3 separate regions of the Homo sapiens genome follow, and all the other regions are linked to region 1. A link is a loop called in an ENCODE intact Hi-C map of the cell type or tissue named here. Cell type or tissue: dorsolateral prefrontal cortex. All regions are shown on one strand.

What was found. Hi-C counts contacts between places; a loop is a spot of excess contacts. Peaks named below come from ENCODE experiments on the same cell type or tissue, not always from the same donor. Only the 100,000 strongest peaks of a DNase experiment are listed, where the experiment ranks them.
Region 2: a loop joins it to region 1, with 7 times the contacts of the local background. A loop is called at or near these places in 38 of 110 quality-filtered maps.
Region 3: a loop joins it to region 1, with 5 times the contacts of the local background. A loop is called at or near these places in 3 of 110 quality-filtered maps.

The regions. Positions count from the first base shown.
Region 1 is chrX:66,728,165-66,730,664 of GRCh38, forward strand. No RefSeq gene overlaps it. Among named protein-coding and RNA genes, the nearest start is that of EDA2R, 90 kb to the left of the region's middle. In dorsolateral prefrontal cortex, a CTCF peak has its summit at 988; a DNase peak (open chromatin) is centred at 867; H3K4me3 peaks cover 828 bases; H3K27ac peaks cover 469 bases.
Region 2 is chrX:65,580,555-65,583,054 of GRCh38, forward strand. No RefSeq gene overlaps it. Among named protein-coding and RNA genes, the nearest start is that of LAS1L, 47 kb to the left of the region's middle. In dorsolateral prefrontal cortex, CTCF peaks have their summits at 1,562 (motif pointing right) and 1,770; a DNase peak (open chromatin) is centred at 1,577; H3K4me3 peaks cover 337 bases; H3K27me3 peaks cover 2,500 bases.
Region 3 is chrX:66,601,552-66,604,051 of GRCh38, forward strand. It overlaps EDA2R (ectodysplasin A2 receptor), which reads right to left. Exons shown (of 7, transcript NM_021783.5): 5 at 1,082-1,246. Among named protein-coding and RNA genes, the nearest start is that of EDA2R, 36 kb to the right of the region's middle. RefSeq lists a silencer at 117-216. In dorsolateral prefrontal cortex, no CTCF peak of the experiment used is centred here; a DNase peak (open chromatin) is centred at 1,100; H3K27ac peaks cover 939 bases; H3K27me3 peaks cover 2,266 bases.

The DNA of each region.
Region 1 (2,500 bases):
TTTTTGATTCATTTGTAATGAACACTTAGCTTAAAAGGGAAGCATATTGTATAGCTGTACACAATTTTTTCTTTATATCCTTATTTTTATAAGCTTTTTTTCTATTTCTTAAATTATCTTTTTCTTTCTTTCATTTTTCTTTCCTTTTTTTTTTTTTCACTTTTTAACTTTTTTGTTAAAAACCGAGACAGAAATATGCACATTAGCCTAGCCCTACACTGGATCAGGATCATCAAGATATCATTAGGCAGCCAGACGCGGTGGCTCATGCCTGTAATCCCAGCACTTTGGGAGGCCGAGGCAGGCGAATCACCTGAGGTCAAGAGTTCGAGACCAGCCTGGCCAACATGGTGAAAAACCATCTCTACTAAAGATACACACAAAAAAATTAGCCAGACGTGGTAGCGGGCGCCTGTAATCCCAGCTACACAGGAGGCTAAGGCAGGAGAATTGCTTGAACCTGGGAGGCAGAGGTTGCAGTGAGCCGAGATCGTGCCATTGCACTCCAATCTGGGGGACAAGAACAAAACTCTTTCTTAAAAACAAACAAAAAAAGATATAATTAGATTATAGAAATTTTTCAGCTCCAGTTCCATGGTAATCTTATGGGACTATCATCATATATGTGGTCCATCATTGACATCATTGATCCAAACGTCCTTATGCGGCTCATGATTATTTCCCTAGGACCACAGTCAGGGAGGAAAAAGATGTACTCCAGCGACCTCTGCTGAATTCCAAAGGCTGCGGCCATAGTTCCTGGTGACGCAGACAGTCTGATAAAAAACTAAAATGGCGGTGTCGCCCGTACACGTCGTGCAGCAGAGCATGACGGAAAGGACTCTGCTGGAACGACTGGCGGCACAGACTTAAGGCCGGACTCCACTCCCCACCCTCTGTAGTTGGGGCTTCATACCCCTGAGCTATGATGGCACCTTATTGTGAAAACGCCCTGAAAGTGCGAAGAGGTCTCTAAGCCACAGGTGTGGCGATGTTGTTGTCATTACCAGGGACATTCCAGTAGGCGGCGATAGAGGGCAGTATGAGTGCCGCAACCACGCCCTACTTTTTCTAGAGCTGGGTTGTTAAATGATAGGGTTTGATAGGGTTTGAGGCCGAGTCAGAGTTTAAGAATGGTGGAATTTAAACTTTAAAGCTAGGAGTTTTCATCTGAGATTCCTACCGGAAATACACAAGGGTTTGTAGCAGTGGTGAAGGTCAGGAAGTGAATTCCTTGAAATAGTATATAAAAATAAAAACGTAAATTTCTCTGCACTTGTAGGGAGAGAAGGTCCATAGCTTTCATCAAAGAATTTGGTGAATCCTTGCCTTAGGGGTTGGGGCTCCGGGCCAGGGACAACATAGTATAACAATAATGCAGAACTGTAGAGCCAGACTTTCTGGTTTCACATCTTTACCTCTCTAAATCCTTCCTATGTCATCTTAGGCAATGCACTTAACCTGTTTCAGACTCAGTTTCTTTATCTATAAAATGAAGATAACAGCTGTGCTGACTTTTTAATAGACATTCTGACTGGCATAAGATGGTACCTCGTTGTTTTCATTTGCTCTTCTCTGATGATTAGTGATGTTGAGCATGTTTTCCTTTTTTAATTTTACTTTAAGTTCTGGGATACATGTGCAGAATGTGCAGGTTTGTTACACAGGTATACATGTGCCATGGTGGTTTGCTGCACCCATCAACCCATCATCTAGGTTTTAAGCCCCTCATGCATTAGGTATTTGTCCTAATGCTCTCCCTCCTCTTCCCCCACCCCGACAGGCTCCAGTGTGTGATGTTTCCCTCCCTGTTTTCATGTGTTCTCACTGTTCAACTCCCACTTATGAGGGAGAACATGTGGTGTTTGGTTTTCTGCTCCTGTGTTAGTTTGCTGAGAATGATGGTTTCCAGTTTCATCCATGTCCCTGCAAAGGACATGGACTCATCCTTTTTTATGGCTGCATAGTATTGCATGGTGTGTATGTGCCACATTTTCTTTATCCAGTCTATCATTGATGGACATTTGGCTTGGTTCCAAGTCTTTGCTATTGTAAATAGTGTTGCAATAAACATACATGTGCATGTGTCTTTATAGTAGAATGATTTATAATCCTTTGAGTATATACCCAGTAATGGAATTGCTGGGTCAAATGTTATTTCTGGTTCTAGATACTTGAGGAATCACCACACTGTCTTCCACAATGGTTGAATTAATTTACACTCCCGATAACAGTGTAAAAGCGTTCATCCCATTCAAGACATAGGCATGGGCAAAGACTTCATGACTAAAACACCAAAAGCAATAGCAACAAAAGCCAGAATTTACAAATTGGATCTAATTAAACTAAAGAGCTTCTGCACAACAAAAGAAACTATCGTCAGAGTGAACAGGTAACCTACAGAATGGGATAAAATTTTTCCTATGTTTATGTTGGCCACTTATGTGCTTTCTTTTGAAAAATGTCTGTTCATGTATTTTGCCCACTTTTTAATTGGTTA
Region 2 (2,500 bases), 1.1 Mb before region 1:
ACCTATTATGGCCAGATTGCCCTGGCATTCTAATTGTTAGATGTTGAAAAGTAGCTGAAGTATATGGAATACTCCATGGATGTAAAGAGGTTAGATAACAAGTATTAGAATCATCCGAGCTCCAGAATCAGCATCCCTTTGGGGTGAGGGGACAACTCCAGGAGACAATGGCATTGTATGCTCCAGGTCTGAAGAGGGGAATGGATGGAAGAGAAACTTGTGGTCTGAGCCCTTCATGTATGGAAAGTTGTCTTGCTTTACTCCTAGGAGTTCCAAGCCAACCAGGAAATTGATTTCTAAGATCACTTCATTTAAACATCATTGGGCTGCATAAATTCCATCTCAGCCCACAAAATATGCTTTGACCCCTGCCTAAGCTCCTATTACCCCCACTGGTCTCCATTTTCCCTTCACTTATTATCCTTTCCTCCCCTCACCCAATTTTCTAAGCACCACAACCAGCCTGCCAGCAGCCAGCTCACTCAGGGCCTCATCCTTTGGACAAATTCCTAGAACTCACGGCCCAGATGGGAGAATAATGAAGATTCATTTACCCCAGGACTCTTGCTTGATTTGTTGTTGAGCCTCTGCCTGATTTTCAGTCATCAGCCCCCAATTTTATTCCCAGAGCCAGCAAGGGCCAAGCCTCATTTTCCTGGGGGCCCAAATCCTCCCCCATTTTCCTTCCATCCAGGCTTCAAGCCAGAGGCCAAACGGGGGTCAAGGATGACGGCTCATTGGCAGGGCCAAGCAGGTGGCCCTGCCCTAGGTTCAGCCCTAGGGAGCTTCTTGTTTTCTCCTGAACTTCCAAGAATCTCCATTCCCAGATGAGGCATGCTGTCAGATCTTGGCATATGACACCAAATATGTCCCCCTTTCCCTCTTCTGCCTGAGTCTAAATGTCCCTTTTCCTTTGACCTACAATGTAGAAGATTCTTGCTAAGAGCTGGATGAGGAAGGCTTCATGGGGTGGGGCGGGGCGGGGGGTGGTGGGTCGCATCAACTAGAGTGCAATTCTATGTGCGAAGAGGGAAAAGCCCAGCTTCCGAACCTCCAAGATAGCTTGTTTAAAATTTCTATTGAAAGAATCTAGGGGTATTTACCTCTCAGCTCTGGACGCTGAGTTTTCAGACCTGCATATTTTGGGTAGAAGGGCCTGTGTCAGGCTGTGAAGCCAGTTCCTGGCAGGCCAAATGTGGCAAAGAACCATTCAGTAAAGCAGCCAGCCCAGCAACACAGGCCCAGGAGGCAGCTTCGGAGCTGGTTCAGCTACAGAAGGTCTGAGACGCCTCTTCCAAGCCCCTTTAGGAAGCCTGACTCTCTGGCTTTCAAGCTGCCTGCTGTCCCCAATCCCTCTCTTTCTGGTGCAGACACTGAAGAAAACGGTTGTCTCTTGTTTCCTGCCTGGAGCAGCTGGGGCTACTTGAATATTCTGCGGGATATTCCTGGAAGGTGACCTCCCTGTATCCTCCTCTTTCGGAGACAAAGGCAAAGCAGGATGTGGTTGGGAATTACACTTTTAAGGAACAGGACCATTAGGTGACGCTAAGCCTCTTAGCCACTATGTGGCGCCATTTACCCATTTTTCTGTGCAAGGTTAGTGGGCGGTGGCTACACGCAAAGCAAACCAAATATCAAAACTCGAAAACTTTTCAGGGATCTAGTTCTGACTAGGCTCCTAATATGTTGAGGGTACTTGGGCAAATCTCTTGACCTCTAGGCGCCTCAGTTCCTCATTTTGTGAAATAGGAGACAGATGGTGGGGGGGTCCCTGAAATCCCTTCCAGCTTCATAATTTTGCAACTATGTGAGTGAATTCCCAATGAACATCCAAGCGATGCAATTTTGGGCCTTTGGGTCACACACAGGGTGGGTAAAAAAAAAAAAATAAAAGCGCACAAGGGCCAAGGCATGGGTTTGGGGGTGAGGGTGAGAAGGGGGTGGTCATGGAAGCAGGGATCCTCTACAACACATGGGCCAGGATTTTTCTTGAGCTTTCCATGGCGCTAGGGAAAAGATAAGGAGCCATTCATTTGCTTAGTAAACATTGATCACAAACTAGATGCCAGGCACTGTGTGATAGAGGCAAGGCTGCGGTGGTGGGTGGGAGAGAAGTGAATGGTGGGTGGGACACCAAGATGAGTAAACCTCAAAGTGTTTACCAGCCAGTGGGGAATAGATGAGTAAACAAATAACCAGTGCACAAGGAAGAATGGAGTCTGTGCTAAATAGAACTATAAACTGCTGGAGGTGACAGGGAGGAAGGAGGGATATATTCTGACCAGATAAGAAAGGTCTCACAGAGGAGGAGCCATTTTAACTGGGCTTTGAAAGATGAACAGATGTCTGTGTGTGGTGGGGGAGGGGTTTGGAGAAAGGGAGAGCAGGAGGGGGAGGGAAAGGCAGGCATTCTGGGCAGAAGGAATGGCTTAAGGAAAAATGAGGGATGGGTACATTATGCTGTTTTGGCGGAATAGGGAGTAGTCTGAGGTGGCAGGAG
Region 3 (2,500 bases), 130 kb before region 1:
AAACTGACCCAAGGCAAATTTACATTAGCAGGATCTTCCCACACAAATACTGCAGCTTTGCACACAGTATCCAGTGGGCTGAAAAGGAGTCCTGAGCACTCTTTTATCTAGTAAACTTTATCTTCCCCCTTATAAATCAACTTCATTCTCTGATCTGAGTTCCTGTTTCAGTGTCCCTGCCTAACTCTCAGTTCCCTTAATGGCAATGAAGCTGCACTGAACCTTGGTACTCTTGGCTGGAGTTCTAACTCTTTGCCTGGTCCTGATCAGCCACATTCCCACCTCCCCCATCTTTGTCCTCAGTGAGCTGGCTTTTCTGTCCCACATTCTTGTCTAGTAGCTGAAGTTGTGCTTAATAGAGATCACAATGTTACTGTGACTTTAAATATGATTTTCCATCTGGAATTTTGCATGGCTGTCTGATATGGACTGGGCTAGACCTCTTGACATCAGTATTATCTGAGGGAGAAAGTCCAGGTTTGCCAACTACTCTGGACATAGGGCTTTCAGTTATCCCCATTTGTGAAGTTATTATACTGATAGCAGTGGCCTTAGACCTCAACCACTTTTATTACAGTCGTATCTCAGATATAGCCAAGCCTTCCTCAATTCATGACATGCTCTAGAATTTATACCTACTAGTATAGATATAAAGAATTGGAAAAGAACCCAGAAATCAACAAATCCAATCCTATCTCTTATCTTAAAGATTAGGAAGAAAGAGGTCTGAAGAGGCTAGATGACTTGTCTAAGGTTACACGGTGATTTAGAGGTAGACATAGAACCTAGGTCTCCCGATTCCTTTCCTGAGGGGTTTCCCACCGTGCCACATTCCTTTAAAATCCCCTGAAACATAATGAACCAGGTCTTCTAAACTCTCAGGGTTGGCTTCAGTAATCTCTTAAGTCCCATGCTTTCCATTGCAGCCCCAGATAGTTCCCCAGGCCAACAGAAGACTATTCATGGGGTTTTCAAGCATGGTAGAAAAGGCCCATTGTCTCTCAACCCCAGAACATCCCTCTCTTCTGCCAATAAGAGCCTTGTTCCTGATTCATGTGAAACATGAAACAGCCACCCTTACCACGCTGGCAATGTCTGTTGAAGAACTGCTTGCAGTAGAGGAAGAAGAGCCCCAGGAAGGCCAGGGTAAACACCACTAGCAGGCTGCTCACCAGTGCAACAAGTGTGGCCTCCTGAGGGGGCACTGTGGGTGTATCTGCCTCCACTAAGCTCAACTGGAAGGCACCTGTGAGACAAAAAAATGGGGGAGGTCAGTTAGCATGGGCAGTAAACAGTCACCCTGACCCTGGACCTGGACTTCCTCAGGCTGTCACCCTTCTCCCTAGGGCCTTCCCCAATTAGGGTGGCTATGCTGGTTTTACTTCTTTCTAGAGCAGGCAAAATTATAAAGAACAAGGCAAAATAATTTGTATATAGTGCTGGTATGTAGAAATTAGTACAATTAATCGAAGATGCACATATCCTGTGATCTTTCTGTGCCACATCTAATTATATAATCCAGATCAATGGAAACAAGCTAAAAAATTCATCAGTAGAGCACAAGATAAACAAATCATGATATAATCCTAAAATCTTACATTATTATACAGCACTTAAAGGCCTTTATGGATCAATATAAATAATCTAGAGGGGGAAAAAGGAAGTTGGAGAAACAGAACATATAGCTTGATATCATTTCTATAAAACATTATACAATACATAACAATAGCATATATTGGTTATGAATATGCACACATATCACAAAAGAACCCAAGTATTAAAACATTAGTGGAGAGTATGGCAGAGGTATAGTGCTCACCAGTTATCCACATACTCCCATGTATTTCCCTTACACCCTTGCAGTAAGGCCATCAGAGTACTTCTGGCCAATGAACTGTGAGTTGAAATAACATGTGTCACTTCCAGACTGAGGCAGTTAAGAACCAGTATGTCTCCTCCATCTCTTCCCCTGTGTCATTGACCTGGAAGACATATGGTCTAGAATGCACAGTCAAATGATGTAGGAAGGCCTTTGCATAGTAAAAAAAAAATAAACTTTTATTGTATAAAGTCACTGAGATTTTGCAGTTTGTTTGTTACTTTAGCATAGCCTACCAACAGAATACATACAATTTCAGGATAGTGGTTGTATCTGAGGAGGTAGGGAGGTAATAGGACTCTGAGAGAATCTAGAAGAGAATTCCATTATATCTGTGGAATCTTTATTCTTTTAAAACATCTGAAGCAAATATGCAAAATGCTATGATTTATTAACTTTGGATAGATGCTGGGTGATTGCATTTTAATTTTATATTTTTCTGCACTTAAAAATATTTCTACATGTTTGAAAACTTTCATGATTTAAAAAATATGTCAATAATTTTAAAATAGGAAGTAAGTAAATAGATGGTAGACAAAAAAGATAGACGATTAGATAAATGGATAGTGGTATAGGCATAGATTGGACCCTAGTTCTTCATTCAGCCTCTTACAAGTCCTC